Regions from separate parts of the Homo sapiens genome. Here region 2 is linked to region 1. Evidence: chromatin loops called from intact Hi-C (ENCODE). Cell type or tissue: tibial artery. All regions are shown on one strand.

Evidence for each region. Peaks named below come from ENCODE experiments on the same cell type or tissue, not always from the same donor. Only the 100,000 strongest peaks of a DNase experiment are listed, where the experiment ranks them.
Region 2: a loop joins it to region 1, with 2.7 times the contacts of the local background. A loop is called at or near these places in 19 of 110 quality-filtered maps.

What each region holds. Positions count from the first base shown.
Region 1 is chr3:150,771,593-150,779,592 of GRCh38, reverse strand. No RefSeq gene overlaps it. Among named protein-coding and RNA genes, the nearest start is that of SIAH2, 12 kb to the right of the region's middle. In tibial artery, no CTCF peak of the experiment used is centred here; no DNase peak of the experiment used is centred here.
Region 2 is chr3:151,071,298-151,079,297 of GRCh38, reverse strand. CLRN1-AS1 (CLRN1 antisense RNA 1) reads right to left here. Exons shown (of 6, transcript NR_024066.2): 5 at 4,046-4,187; 6 at 1-409. LOC124909448 (a long non-coding RNA gene) reads left to right here and starts at 1,928. Exons shown (of 2, transcript XR_007096133.1): 1 at 1,928-2,092; 2 at 3,472-3,779. In tibial artery, no CTCF peak of the experiment used is centred here; no DNase peak of the experiment used is centred here; H3K27me3 peaks cover 974 bases.

The sequences.
Region 1 (8,000 bases):
CAATGCTGGCCGGGCTGCTGACGGCCTGCGCCAGCACTGTCTTCCTTTCACTTCGAGGCCACCGAGCTGCCCTTCCGGCCCTGGACCACCATGGAGGTGGGCATCGACTGGAGCTCCTGCCAGCCACCCTCGGCCCCTCCAGCGCCCTCTGCTCCTGAGCCAGTGCCGCCCGAGGACATGCTCTTCACACAGAGCCTGCACAGGCGCTTGCCGACGCCGATGGCGGCGCCCTCGGAGCTGCGTCTCCTGCTGGCCAGCCTGCTGGTGAAGGGCGTGACGGTGATGGAGGCCGTTGTGGAGATCCAGGCCTCCCCGACAGCGGCCTGCTAGGGCGCCAGGGCCAGCGGGGCAGCGCCAAGCTCACGCTGGGGCCCAACTCGATGCGCAGGGACCTCAAGGGCCGCTGCTGAGCCGCGGTGTGCCCAGGGAAAAGGTGGAGAAACAGCCCGCTAAGGTCCTGCTGGAGCTCTGCGTGACGGAGGTCAAGCGCAGCCGCAGCCACCTGGCCTACAGGCTGCAAGAGGGGCAGTCACCGCTGCCCCCTACTCTGACCAGGCCTGCGCGGAGGAGCCGCCCACGCGCCACACCTAGCCCTGGGCCTGGCTCTTGGAGGACAGATGCAGCCTGGCACAATTCCGGGTGTGGGACAGGGAGGCTGGATTCTAGGAGAGCTCCTTCCGGTTTGAACTGGGGGCGTCGGGGAGCCCGGGACATGATAGGAGAGACCAAAAGCCTTGGCCAGTGCCTTCCAGGCGTATCCCTCCAGCTTCCTGCGGGCAAGCCACACCCTGCCGCCGTGTTCGAGGGCCCCAGAAGAGAGGGGTATCCTTGCCTCCAACCACCCATGGGTGTTACTGGCCAAAGCTCATGAAGGGAGCAGGCCATTGAGTGGCCACTTGCCATGAGTCCCTGCGGGGAGTGAGCCCTCGGGCACCATGTACGGGTACCATGTACTGTTACATTTGAGCCCAGGCAGCATGGTGGGCAGGCACAGTGGATGCTCACCTCTCCGCCACATGGGTCCCCAAAGACCGAGCGGGGAGACCCCCATGGCCCATGACATGAAAGCGTCTTGAAGTTTTTACTCTAAATTCTAAGTTTTTTTTTTTAATGCTGTATTTTTACTTACTGCTTTAAGCATATGTGACAGTTTGATTTTACTCCTGTCTTTGTAACGGTGTTTCTCGTAAGGCTTTTTTTTTTTTTTTTTTTTTTGGTAATGCTTTCTCCCCTTTGAAAGCATGCTGTTTGCTGGTTTGGGGACAGCCAGTCCTTCTGATGGGTCTGGTTTCTTTAGCCGCTGTGATGGTTAATATTGAGTGTCAACTTGATTAGATTGAAGGATGCAAAGTTTGAGACGGAGTCTCGCTCTGTAGCCCAGGCTGGAGTGCAGTGGTGCAATCTCGGCTCACGGCAACCTCCGCCTCCTGGGTCCCTGTTTAAGCAATTCTCCTGCCTCAGCCTCCTGAGTAGCTGGGATTACAGGCACATGCCACCATGCCCAGCTAATTTTTGTATTTTTAGTAGAGACGGGGTTTCACCATGTTGGCCGAGCTGGTCTTGAACTCCTAACCTCATGATCCACCCACCTCGGCCTCCCAAAGTGCTGGGATTACAGGTGTGAGCCGCCGCACCCAGCCTGGCACTGCTGTTTTAAGTCCACCCATTTTGTGGTACTTTTTTACGGTATCCCTAGCAAACTAATATAATAACCAAATGGGCTGAGGTCTGTTTGTAAAATAGCTTCAATAATTGTTTGAACCGATATGTCCAGTATCACAATAGTCACAAATAGGTACCAACTGTGTAATTCCCAAAACATTTAGTTGCATAAAGTTGTACCTGTCCTTAAAAATCTATCCAACATACTTTAGAATGGAAGGATGAGGCCAACACTACCTGACCGCACTGTCAACGCCCCAAACACATCTTTAGTCAAATGTTGTGTTCACTGCCTCACTGCAACAAAAGAAAATGTATGCCAAAGGGAGCCATGCAGCCTCAACAAGGTGTTAGAAAGGATTTATAAGGTCTGGGCTTGTGGGGATGATTTGGGGGAAATTTAAGGAAACAGAGCTTTGCTCTTAATTGGATGCTGCCAGGAAGCACGGGTGAGTCTATTATTGGATATTTTAGTAATTCTCATCTAAAAGGCAGAAGGAACAAAGTAAAGCTAAACCTGTAAATGGTAAAGAAGCAATAGCCATTTATATTAGCCAAGAAAGACAGGTGTTTTGTGGTTTGGACAATGTACTTCTTTTTATATGCACTCAGATATGATTATGGTATTGTCTTGTTTTATCTTGCTCCATTAGAGTCACAGATTGGTCCTGCATTATGCTGGTATTCTGTGAAGCTGGTGATGTTCAACAGGAGAACACCAAGGTTTTAGCTGTGAGTTCCAGGCCAGCTCTTCTCTTTCTTACCATGGGGCAATCTTAACAACCCTACCAGTAAGGCAACTGGATATTATGCACCCCCAGATGGGTTGCAAGGAGAAGTATGCCACATCACTATGGAAGAACCCTTGTTAAAAAAGAAAAAAATTCCATCTGAATCTAATGAAAACTTCAGCACTGTCCAACAGAAATATAAGCTACATATGTAATTTAAAATTTTCCAGTAAGCACATTTAAAAAGTCAAAATGGGCCGGGTGCGGTGGCTCATGCCTGTAATCCTAGCACTTTGGGAGGCCGAGGCAGGAGGATCACAAGGTCAGGAGTTCAAGACCAGCCTGGCCAACATGGTGAAACCCCATCTCTACTAAAGATACAAAAAATTAGCCAGGCGTGGTGGCGCGCACCTGTAATCTCAGCTACTCAGGAGACTGAGGCAGGAGAATCGCTTGAACCCGGGAGGCAGAGGTTGCAGTGAGCTGAGATCACGACACTGCCCTCCAGCCTGGGTAACGGTGAGACTCTGTCTCAAAAAAAAAAAAAAGTAAAAATGAAGAGGTGAAATTAATTTTAAAATATATTTCAGGTAATACATCCAAAATATTTTAATATATAATCAATATAAAAATATTATTACAACATTCTATTCTTTTCGTAATAAGTCTGAATTCTGGTTGTGCATTTTACACTCACAGCACATTTCGATTCATACTAACTCACATTTAAAATGCTCAGTAGCCACATGTGACTAGTGGCTACCATATAAACAGTACGGATCCACATCTAACTCCCAGTTTCGTAGAAATATGAGAGATAGAGGAACACCTATGTCCATCAAAGGATACAATTAGCTTAATCTAAAATCTGTGAAGGTCTACATGAAGGACTTAGTTTCTTCAACAAATAAATAAGGGAGAATAAAAGGAAAAAGAAGCCTTTATAGATTAAAAGGTTCTTTAGGGTCATATTAACCAAATGCAATCTGTGGACCCTGTTTGAATCTTGATTTGAAAACACAAACTGTAAAAAGATATTTTTATAGTCAGTTGGAGAAACTGGATACCAGACACTGTCTTTTAGATGATTTTAAAAATTATTGTTGTATTGTTGGATGTGATAATGTTGTTGTAGTTATATTAAAGCAAAAAGTCCTTATCCGTTGAAGATATATGCTGAAATATTTATATGTAAGAAAATCATATCTGAAATTTGCTTTAAAATATTTCAGCAAAAAAAAAAAAGTAGGAAGGAGAAAGGTAAAACAAAAATGGGAGAATGTTGATAATTGATAGGCGATGGGTACCCAGGAGTATATGATACTTTTTTCCTTACTATTGTGTTTGTTTGAATATTTCCATAATAAAAAGCTTAAAAATAAGTGTGATAAGAGTAAAAACAATCCATCTTTTTGTTTATTCTCTTAATTGTGGTAAAGTTTCACTGGTGTATACATATCTCAAAACCTATCAAACTGTACACTTTATGTGTCACTTGTTGTATGTCAATTAAACCTGAATAAAGCTGTTTAATAAAACAATCTATTATAGGACCGCACATACTTGGGAACCTAGTAAGGATAAGAAGTTTTCACGTGTATTATTTCAATTAATGAGGAAGATAATTTGTTACAACATATGTAAGTGTGTAAGTGACAGACCCCAATTCTTTCTGGCCTGAGAAACCAAAATGGAGGATTATTTTCAGGTCTGGTCTTATGAGCTAATAAGTTAGCCTGCAACTATTTCACAGATGCTGCCAGAGGATACAAAACTTCTGAATCAGATACAAGGAACTGTGTTACTCATGGTACAACAATGATGGTGTAACATGAGGAGCATTAACATATTTACATGGATTCCCTTGAACCCACTGATGGCAGCATTGGACTGTCCGGAGTGGCCCCTGGGAAGACGCTGCCTGTGGCAGGGGAGGCACAGCCAAGGTTGTGTGCTCTGTGAGGCCAGCAGGAGCTGGGAACAGGTGGAAGCCCCATCCCCTACTGAGTTGGTAGGGCAGGAACCCCACATTCCTGGGCACAGCTGCAGCCGCCCAGCCGCGGCTGTGAACCCATGCATCCCTGCGCTCTCGGGGGCCCAGGAAGCCCCTCTGCCCCTGCTGGGTTGGAAGGGCCTGCTTCTTCTCCCTGGCCTCTCCCCCCTCCTGGTGCCTGCTCCAATTTTGGAGCAAAGTTGAAGCTGAGCCCAGGCGCTGTTGTGACCCACCTGGGTGTGCATGCACTGGAGGCAGCACTGATATGATAGCATCCCCCTCCCCCTCCCATCACCTTGGCTCCCTCTGAAACTTTGGACATGCACGAGCTCAGGGAGGGAGACTGGGGGGTGCTGAGGGCGGCTCCACGTGGGCCTGCAGATACTCCTTGGCACAAACATCCTGGGCACCATGGATGGCATGTTGATGGCAGGAGGCAGGTTACTGGGCAGGAAAGGGACGGATCCCTGGTGAAACCCCACCTTCAAGCCAGGACAGCCTGAAGCCTGGGGGCTGGGCTGCCACTTCCAGGTGGAGTCCAAGGCCCAGAGTGAGAACTTGTGGTTTTTCCGGGCTGCCCATGGCAGCCCATGGACCAATCAGCATGCACTTCCTCCCATTTGAGCCCATAAAAAGCCAGACTCACACAGACATCAGGACTACCAGCTGCGGAAAGGAGCTACTCACTGCAGGTCTCCTGAGAGCTGTTCTGTTGCTCAGTGAAGCTCCTCTCCACCTTCCTCACCCTCCAGTTGTCTGGTACCTCATTCTCCCCAGACATGGGACAAGAACTCAGGACCTGCCAAATGGCAGGACTCAAAGTGCCGTAACAAAAACAGGGCTGAAACATGACCCCCTGCTTGCCACATTGTGGGCGACGAGAAGGAGAAAAGACCAGTAGCCCTTCGGGGAATCCAGATTTAGGGCGTCCCCACGCCAGGGCTTTGACACCTTCTTTGGGGGCTCTGTGGTTCCTGGCATCTCCAAGCTATTGGGCACCAAGTTCCCCTCATCCAGATGCAGGTGCCCGCAGCCGAAGCCGTATGTGGTACATCTGGTCCAGCAGCAGCCTTCCACAGAGCTGGCACCTGTGCTGGTGCCTGGAAGTGCCCGCCCCATCACAGCAGCCGGCATGCCTAGCTGTGCGTAGTAGCTTGAACCCACACTCGCTCACCCACACACCCATCACTGCTCCGTGTCCAGCTTGCCCTTGGCAGGTATGGGATCTGGGCTGGTAGCGCAAGCTGAGCACAGCCTGCCAGGCCGAGTGGGTAGAATGAGCCCAGAGGGCATTAGCAATACTCAGGCAGGAGGCACTGTCGCACACAAGGTTTCCAGCTGGCAAGGTGACAGCCCAAGGATCCCGAGACACCATGTCCTTCCACGGTGACACAGCATGGCTCAGATGGATACTTTGCACACGGTTACATTTACATTGCAACCAAAGAACACTGAGCTTAGGAAATCCATCACCACTTTTCTAGCAAGCAATTATCTCCCATTGGCCTGGGTCACTTCCCTTTCCCTGATCTGTGGCCAAGGGTAGACTGCTCTAGTTAGCCAGGGTCAGAGCAGCTTTGTATGGCTGGACAGGTTGTGTAATATACACAGCACCACATGTAAAGAGGCACCATTCACACCATATATATCATAAATCTGTATATGAAATAAAACAATTTCCAATGGATGAAGGGAAAGGGTCCTGAGGAAGGTGCTGCATGGGTGGCCCTGGCCAGTGTCATGTGTCCGTTTTCTAGCTGTGAGGTGAAGTCAATCCTACCCAAACCACACAATGTAGTTCCCCAAAGTGACACCAAGGAATGTTTATCAAGAGTGGGAATGGGCCAGACACAGTGGCTCATGCCTGTAATCCCAGCACTTTGGGAGGCCAAGGTGGGCAGATCACTTGAGGCCAGGAGTTAAGACCAGCCTGGCCAACATGGTGAAGCCCCATCTCTACCAAAACTACAAAAATTAGCCGGGTGTGGTGGCATGTGCCTGTAGTCCCAGTTACTTGGGTGGCTGAGGCATGAGAATCACTTGAACCTGGAAGGCAGTGGTTATGGTGAGCCAAGATCATGCCACGGTACTCCAGCTTAGGCAAAAGAGCAAGACTCTGTTTTTCTGTTTTTTTTTTTTTTAAAGAGTCGGAATGGATATGGATGCTGGAAAGACAAAACCACAGATGCCCATTACCCACCAGTATGATTATTGCCATTTTCCAGATGAAGATACTGAGATTCTGCAGTTAAGAAAATTGCCCACTCCCATAAACTACAGAAAGGGACAGACTCAAACCCAAGTCTGTAAATTAGCCAGGTGGGGTGGTGCATGGCTATAGTCCGAGCTACTTGGGAGGCTGAAGCAGGAGGATCGCTTGAGCTCAGTATATCAAGCCAACAGTGAGCCCTGATTGGGCCACTGCACTCCAGCCTGAAAAACACAACAAGATCCTGTCTCAAAAATAACAATCACCAAGTCTGGGTGACTCCTGAACACACCCATTTTCCATTTTAGCCATCCGAATTCCCTGTTGTTAAGGCCAAGTCTAAACTTAGGTCTTTGTTGTTCAAATCCTTTTGATGAATGTTCCCACTTTTCCACCTAATCTCACCTCTCAGCACTCAAAATGGAATCCACTTTGAAGACCGTCTCCTGCCCTCATGCATTCCTTTTAGGAACCTATGATCCTTCTATTCTTATTTGAAATAAGCATTCTCTCTAAAACTCAAAGGCGTATGATCCCTTAAAGTCAAGATCAATACGTCCATCATAAACTCTAAATTCTTCCCACAAAATCAAAGATTTTGCATTCATTTGAAATAACCTCAACTTACCATTTAATTTCCCCAACGGGGCTTAAGTGCTGAGAAGCCAGAGGTCATGTCTTTCCTTAAAACACATAATAGGCTGGGTGCCATGGCTTATGCCTGTAATCCCAGCATTTTGGGAGGCTGAAGCAGGAGGATCACTTGAGCCCAGGAGTTCGACACTAATGTGGGCAACATAGCCAGACCTTGTCTCTACAAAAAATAAAAAATCAGCCTAGTGTGGTGGCGGGTGCCCATGGTACCAGCTACTCAAGAGACAGAGGCCGGAGAATCACTTAAGTCCAGGAGTTCGAGTTACAGTAAGCTACATATCATGCCACTGCACTCCAGACTGGGCAACTGAGTGAAACCCAGTCTTAAAAAACCAACCAACCAACCACACATAACAGACAACTTTTGGAGTATCTGGCCAGCCCCAAACTGCTCTTGTCAGAATTCCTCCCACCCACCCACAAGGGCAGACGAGTGGCAGCCATGTTTCCACCCAGTGAGCCTGTCTGTGTGGCCTTAGCTTAATGGACTGGGAATGGTCACGTGACCTAAGCTGTCCAGTCAGATTCTCTCTTCTGAGATTTGGCTTAAATCTGAGATCTGGCAGTGCCTCATCCCTCAGGAGAGGCAGCTGGAACACAGGATGATAAACTCAAAATCTGCAGGCTGGCTACCTTTGACCTTGGGCTCTGGAAAGCAGTAAGAGCCAGTTTGCAGAAAGGGGAAGGGTTAAATAAACTCTATGACAAATAATTGGAGAGCACAAGTTGCCTGTTTACTGGAGGTTTGCAG
Region 2 (8,000 bases), 300 kb before region 1:
CAGTAGAATTCATCTCCCTTATGACATGAATAGGATAGATGTCACACTGTGGCCCATCGGTCCCATTGGTGGATATACAGACAGGTTATTATTGTTCAATGCCTTTATTATTTACTTCATACCAGAGGTTCTTGGTGGTCCACAAATATTTGTTTGGATTGCTTTGGGCTTGCACAGTCACTTCTGGACTCTCTAGGAAAGTCTGCCTACACTGGGTCCACCTTTTCCAATGACACCAATCTGTTGGAGCTGAGAAGGGTCTGCCCCTTTGAGTGTGCTATGTTGTCACAGCCCCAACTGACCAGCTTCACTCAGAGGGCTGGCTAACCAGTTGAGATCCTACATCTTGAAAGAGTGAGATCCCTACTATACGGAGACCTCTGCTAAGCAGGCCTGGCTTCAGACTTTCCTGTTGGGAAAGGAGAGAGAGAGAGATTACTTTTCAGTTATACAATAATTGATTATGTTACTACTTTTTTATTGTTAACCAGTTAAGGATCCAGTCTTTATCATCAGTTAGTTTCAGATTGTAACTAACCTGTTAGGATGGGTTACATCTGATGAAAATTATAATCTGATAACTATTCATTATGAGATATTTCGGTTCTCAGAGAAATATTTTTCTCCAAGTTCTAGGGACATCCTCTTATACTTTCTTATCTATCTGCTGCAGTCACACAGAGCAAGAAAGCGTGGAAAATATATTAGATGGCAGAATCTGTATAGTAAACAAAATATCTTGATGGATTAAAATGATGAACTAAATGTAACAGGGTCAAATTTTATATAAGAATAAATTCTTTTTTCCCCTCTCTACTGGATATATCTAAGACTGTTTGGTACCTACTGTTTGCTAAATCTAAAGTTTAAATTCTAAGCAGTAAAAAATAAACGCTGCCAACACTTTGCTCTCAGTAGCATTTGGGGAATAGTGCACAAATCAATTACATGGATCCTTTATATAATAGTATTTTTTATTAGTATTGTTAAAACATTGCCCAACATTCTCACCACTATGCCTCTTCCCAGGGCTGTTAACAAATAGGAGAGAAAGGAAAACACCTCTTGGCTACAGTTGTGGTATGCGGAACTGCAGAGTGAATATAAAAATTGTCTCGGAGAGGATGTTGCAAACCAAGATGGAGAAATGTGTCAGATCAGCAAAGGAGCCTGGAGAAGTTAGGGTCTCCTGACCCCTGGAACCTCAGCCACCTGGTCCAGTTTTGCTAACAGGAAGCAGGGGCCAGCTGGGAGTGTGGTGATGAGCAAAATAGACATTAAGTTCAAGTTGGGGCATCTTGAGTACGAAGAGACAAAGGGAGTCCTTTCTGAGCAGTAGTAAATGGAGGCTATAGAGGCTGTGACAGCTAGACTGAAACAGAAGATGAGAGTAGAGACTGGCTGAGTAAGGATGAGAGCAGAGAGGAAGAAGAGCTGAGAACCAAGTTGTCATCAAGACGGATCAAGGCTTGTGTGTAGGAGGCAGGCAATTGGCTTGCCCTGCAGAATGGTTGGCTTTTTGCCCATTGCCAAGGTACATAATGAACGCGAGGACCCCCCATTAGATGACAGCACCAACAGTGGATGGGGGGAGGTAGGGCAGAATAGCTGAATGGCATAAGATCAAAGGAGAATGGTTTTTAACAAGACAGTGAAATATAATGTGGGGGAGTGAAGCAGACACTGTGGCAGACACTGCTTGTTCTCTGCCCGATATCTTTATCTTTATCCCTTTTCTTCCTTAGTAACGAAATCTTGAATTTGTTCTGGGGTACAATATGCCAGCTAAATACACCTACCTTCCTAGATTACCTTACATCTAGGGATGGCCATGTGGCACACTTCTAGCCAATGAGACATAAGCTTAACTTCTCTAGGGATTCTGAGAATGTTTTTCTTTCCTGATGCAGGCAACACCCTTTAGCTCCTTTTCTCTTCTCGCCTGGAATTTAGTCATGAAGTCTAGACTACAATGGCCATATTGTGACCAAGAAGTTAGAAATATGGTATGAGGAAAAGGCAAGACAACCCCAGAGATGAGCCCTGATTTCAAGTGGCCACTGAACCAATACCAACAGCCATCTACAACCAGGTATCTGGTTATGTGAAGAATGAGCCCTACTTAATGAAACCAGTGTTAGTGACTTTTCTATTATTCATAATGTAATATATTCCCCATAGATATTAACCCACCTGGTTGAACTGAAATACAAAGGTAAGAGGGGTGCAGGAAAAGCAGTGCTCCAAGGGAAGAGGCCAGCTTTCCCAAGGTAGGAGGAAGGAGGTGAGAGTGTTAGAAAAGAAACTGTATAGGTATGGCAATTTGCTAGCTATGGGGAAAGGATTCAAGAGGCCAGAGTGGAAGAGAATGAAAAGGAGATAAGGGATGGAAGCCTGGGGCAGAAAGACGTGCAAAGCTTCATGAGGACGATAGCGTGGAAGTGGATCAGTTGACTATGTGGGCATAGGGGTAGAGGCTACACTTTGAACCTAGACCAGCATGAACAGAAGTGAGATCCATGGAAGATTTGGTCTCCAAGTCTCTTTGAGGTCAGAAACCTTGTTATCTTCGCAGAGGGATTACCAGGTTGCACCAGTGGAACCATCATCTTTCCACATCCTTGGTTAGGAAAAAAAGGAGAAATGTCATCCCTTTCAGCTCTCTAGAGAATCCATGTGCAGGTTTAAAGCTGAATAATGAAACCTGGCAATTTATCTGGATTCCCTTTAAATCTCTCTGGGGTCAGAAATAGAAGCAACCTGAAGGAGGCGGGGAGGAACTGAAGGCCACAGGGCCTGCTAGGGCAGGATGAGGGAGGCATTTTGCTCTCTTTTCTGGTAATTGGCCCACAAGGGCTGTTGTCTCCCCAAGGAGGCTAGTGTTCCCCTCCCTAAGTCCTTAGTCCCAAAGCAGAGTGACAGCCGTGAGCCTGCTAGATCATCCATGTTGCCATAGCAACAGGCTTGCCCTTGGAGCAGTGGGTTCATGACAAAATGATCAGCCCTCTCTTAAAGGTTGTTGCTGTGTGTTGGACCAAGAATGCAGGCCAGGTGGGTGGGTATGAAGGCCTGGAGCCAAGAATATTCAGGGTAGGAATTTTTTCCCAAGTGGTGAAAAGCCTGAAGAGTCTGAGAATGAGTACAAGCTAAATCTAACCAGCCAGGGGCCAAAACAGAAGAAGCACTATTCAACCATCAAGCCTGAGGGACATCCCCATGATGAATTTGGTGGGGGAAAGTACGGAGTGGTAGTGAGAGTAAGAGAAGAAGCCAGAGCAAGAGGGGTTGGAGTGTCTGTGATTCTTTTCTTAGGCTGCTGGCTACATGTTGTGTTAGATGAGCTGCATTAATAATATTCAGGGACTCTGGGTGGACACTGGCTGACCCCAACCCTGTTAAGCCATGGATAGCTTGTTTCCAACCCTCATTCTTGCTCTAAGTCAATGAAAACCAATTCTGTTGGTGTTCTAGGACTCCATCTTCACCTCTTCTTCAGTCCTTTCTCTTGGATGAAGTTCTCAGCATCTCTCTGTGGGCCTGTGAAAGTGCGGATACCATCCAGGATACCTGACCAGTTTCTACAACCAGACATATTCCTAGATTCTCCTGTAGTTCTTAACTAGGATCAATCCACAGCTCTCTAGGCTGGGACCTGGTGGAATGTAAGCTCCATCAGGGAAGGGTCTTTTACTGAGCGTTTATCACTGTATTCCTAACACATAGCACAAGCCTGTCACATAGCAGGAGTTTAATAAATATTTATTAAATGAATAATTGAACAAGAGTGCTTGACAACTTTCATAACTTTCACCTACTCCAGGTTATTGGACTCTTCTGTGGGCACTTAACCATAGTCATAGTCCTGCTTCTTCCAGGATGGACCCTCTTAGATCCAAGACCTTCTACCCACTTGTCACTGAAAGCTTCTATGACCAGAGATTCCTCATTATCCACCTGGGTGGGCCCATGGACACCAGTGCCAGCCTTGACTAGGACAAAGATTTCAAATGTCCCTTTAGGCACTGCAGTGATAGCTTTTTTATACCCTTCTTGGTGACAACAGCATTAGTCCCCTGACCCAGAACTTGGGTCTCAGCCTACTTCCTTCTTGTCATCCTTCACAGGCAGCTCTATGAGAGTTGTGGTGATATTGTAGACGCCCTTGAGGGTCTCCCTGCTACAACAGCCTAGGAGTAAAAAGTAGGATTATAATAATGTAATTTCACTCTGATTCACAATTGAAAACATGTAAATCTTCTCTCCTAATATGCTAATATATATATACATGTCTGTTTTTAATTTTCTTATAGCATTTACTGCTATTTGAAATTGCCTATATATTTGTTATCTGGCTTTTTGTCAGTTTCTGTCATAGGAATATAAGCTTTTTGGTGTCAAGAATGTTGTCTGTTTCATTTACTACCTGTCCAGTAACTATTAAATGGATGAATTAATTACTCTGGATTAATCAGGGTCAGGGTAGGCCCTCTGTGTACCTAGGAACCCAGATCTCTGACTGCATTGTGAAATGCTTATTTTCCTCTTCACTTGTTCCATCTTTCCTTGGGCACAGGTCCAGTCATTGCCTCTAACGTCAACACACTGCCAAGACACTTGGTGCTTCCTCTGCTATCAAAGCCCCCAGTGTCATCTTACATCTACCCATACCAGAGAACCCAGTTCTCTGACTGCATTGTGGAAGGCCCATTTTCCTCTTCACTTGCTCCATCTTTCCATAGGCACAGGTGCAGCCACTGCCTCAGGCATTCACCACACTGCCAAGGCCCTGGTGCTTCCTTTGCTATTAAAGCCCTCAGTGTCATCTTCCACCCATATCTGCCCAAACCACACTGCACCAAGGAGCCTGTTGAGCTGGGCCCAAGCCTGCATTTCCAACCCTGATAACATACCAGTGTGGAGATGTCCAGCTCCCCACTGAAGAGGAGGCAATCTCTTTCCCCTACCCTTTGTATTACCCACATCCCAAAACAAGGCTTCCTTGAACGTCCAGATATTTTTTGTAAAAATAACCTTTTGATCTTTGCAGTAAACTCCTTTGCTTAGGAATCTGGCATTAGCCCATCTCAGTAACAAGCACAATGCTATACCCAGGCATCGGTGTTAGATTAAGCTCGCATGCAGTGTTTTTCCCAATCTTTTATCCCCAAGGTCCCTCAATTTCTCTTTAGAGTCCCTAGGAAAGCCTCTGCCACTGCCTGTTCCCATAGCATGACTTGATGTGTCTAAATTCTCCTATGAGCAGCAGCCAGAATGGCCACAACACAAGGAGTTTGGATTTTACCCTGTGGTGACAAGGAACAAATGGAAGCCTTGGATAAGGAGATTTTCTTGGAGAACCAGTGCCTTAGAGATAGATATGTATTGTTGATATGTAGGATGATACATGGGAGAAGACTCTAGGCTGCCTTTGGTCATTGTAATTCACCCTCCCAAAGATCCTGACTGAACAGAATTCCACTTCCTTCCCATATTTCTGTGAGTCAATAGTTCTCTCTGAATATTGCTGGCTTTCTGTTTTCTTGGCACATGGTTGGTATGATTATTAATTTTTTTTTTTTTTTTGAGACAGAGTCTCACTCAGCCACCCAGGCTTGAGTGCAGTGGCTCCATCTTGGCTCACTGCAACCACTGTCTCCCAGGTTCAAGCGATTCTCCCGCCTCAGTCTCCTGAATACCTGGGATCACAGGTGCCCGCCACCACGCCCGGCTAATTTTTGTACTTTTAGTAGAAATGGGGTTTCACCATGTTGGCCAGGCTGATCTTGAACTCCTGACCTCAAGTGATCCTCTGGACTCAGCCTCCCAATGTGCTGGTATTACAGGTGAGAGCCACTGCACCTGGCCCATTATACTATTCTTTTAACTTTTCTGTAAGTTTAGAATTTTTTAACTTATAAGTTAGAAAAAGAAAGGGTTTCCTGTATATTAGATAGTTTTCTGTGGGCAAAGAACTTAGAACAATGCTTGGCTTAAGCATGCAAATAAATGTTACTTGTTCTGATCATTCTAAGTGCTTTACATGTAGTATCATGTTTAACCCTCACAATGGCCTTGTGAAGTTCTGATCGTAGGATGCTGTCAGTCTCTCGCATCCCTTTTACCAGGCAAGTGCACACCTCTCCAAGTTACCATAAAGTATTGGTTGCTAAAGGTTTACAGCTCCCTTTTCTCTGGAGAATTGCCTTCAGTCTAACAGAAACCGCCCCGGAGATTATACCACACACCAACCCTGGGGGACGGTCAGCAACCAATGACTAAGGAACAAAGAGGCATAAAAAGCTAGCCCTAGTGGTGGCCTGTAATCTCAGCACTTTGGAAGGCCGAGGTGGGTGGATCATCTGAGGTCAGGAGTTCAAGACCAGCCTGGCCAACATGGTGAAACCCTGTCTGTACTAAAAATACAAAAATTAGCTGGGCGTGGTGGCACATGCCTGTAATTCCAGCTCCTTGGGAGGCTGAGGCATGAGAAGCACTTGAACCCGGGAGATGGAGGTTGTAGTGAGCTGAGATCACACCACTGCACTCCAGCCTGGCAACAGAGTGAGACTCCTTCTCAAAAAAAAAAAAAAAAAAAAAAAAATTAGCCAGGCGTCCAGGCATCTTGGTGGGTGTCTATAATCCCAGCTACCCAGGAGGCTGAGGCAGGAGAATCACTTGAGCCTGGGAGGCAGAGGTTGCAGTGAGCTGAGATCGCACCACTGCACTCCAGCCTGGGCGACAAAGCAAGTTTCTGTCTAAAAAAAAAAAAAAAGCTAGCCCTGGCCTTAATGCAGGACTCACTTTGTGGTCCAATTCCAGAGCTCCCTGAGGATCAAAGTGAAGCTGGACCCAGTTGAGACCACATCTTTACTTAGCTCTCCACTTTGTCCTATCCCTCTTCCCTTCCTGCCTTTGGACTGTGAGTCAAAAAATAAATCACATGTCCGCTAAACCTTTATCAGGTTCTGCTACAAGGGAACCTGACCAGGAGGAAACAGAGGCAAGGAGGGCTAAGAAACTTTCCCAGGAGCCTCCCCAGACCACACAGTAGTAGATTTGAACCCAGGTAGTCTGAGCTCATGGTCTTTACCACTGCTCTTCATACGTAAAGAACTTGTTATGTGCCAATGAAAGTTATGTCTCAATAAACCTCAGCTCTAGCCTCCTTGCTCAGTTGCTGAGCATTGAAAGTCAATCAGACATGATTCTTGTGCTTCTCATAGCCTGCAAACTCATGGACGAGACAAACATAGTCACCAGTGGCAGCCAGTGGTTACAGGCATAAACACACGCACACACACACACACACACACACACACAAACCCACATACATACACATATATAAGCCTACACACACATACATATACAAACCTATACAAACACATTAACACACACGGAAACCTATACACATATGCACATTCACACATGCATATGCACCCAAGCCATACCCTTACAGTGGAATCCCCTACAGCTGCTAAAAAAGAAAGTCATAGGCTGCATGTTCTAGGAATGTATTTGTTAATGGAATAAAAAAAATAAACAATATTTTGGAAATTTCAATCATATACATATATTACATATATTTCTTTTTAAAAATCAGTGGAATTGTTTTTTGTCTGTTTCCTTCATGTTTCTATATAATAGGATATTTAAAAACACATAAACAGATAAAACCTGAGGCACATCGATATTTGTAGAGGATATTTATGTAGCTCAGTAAATAATAATGGTACATGTGTGAAGCAACCTATAGCCTTATGAAAAGAAAATAATATAAAACTGCAGGTCATTTAGGGAAGTAATAATATGAACATTAAATCTTTAGATATTCATTTGTTCTAAGATTATTAAGCTATGTTTTCTAGTTGCTGAATTCCCACAGAATCTGTGTTCTAAGGCCTTCTCCTCTAATGTCTCAGAGCTGCTATGTTTTGTTTTCTGATTCTGCAACGTCTGTTGATGGTCACAATGTTGGGCCCCTGAGGCCTGAACTGATGTGA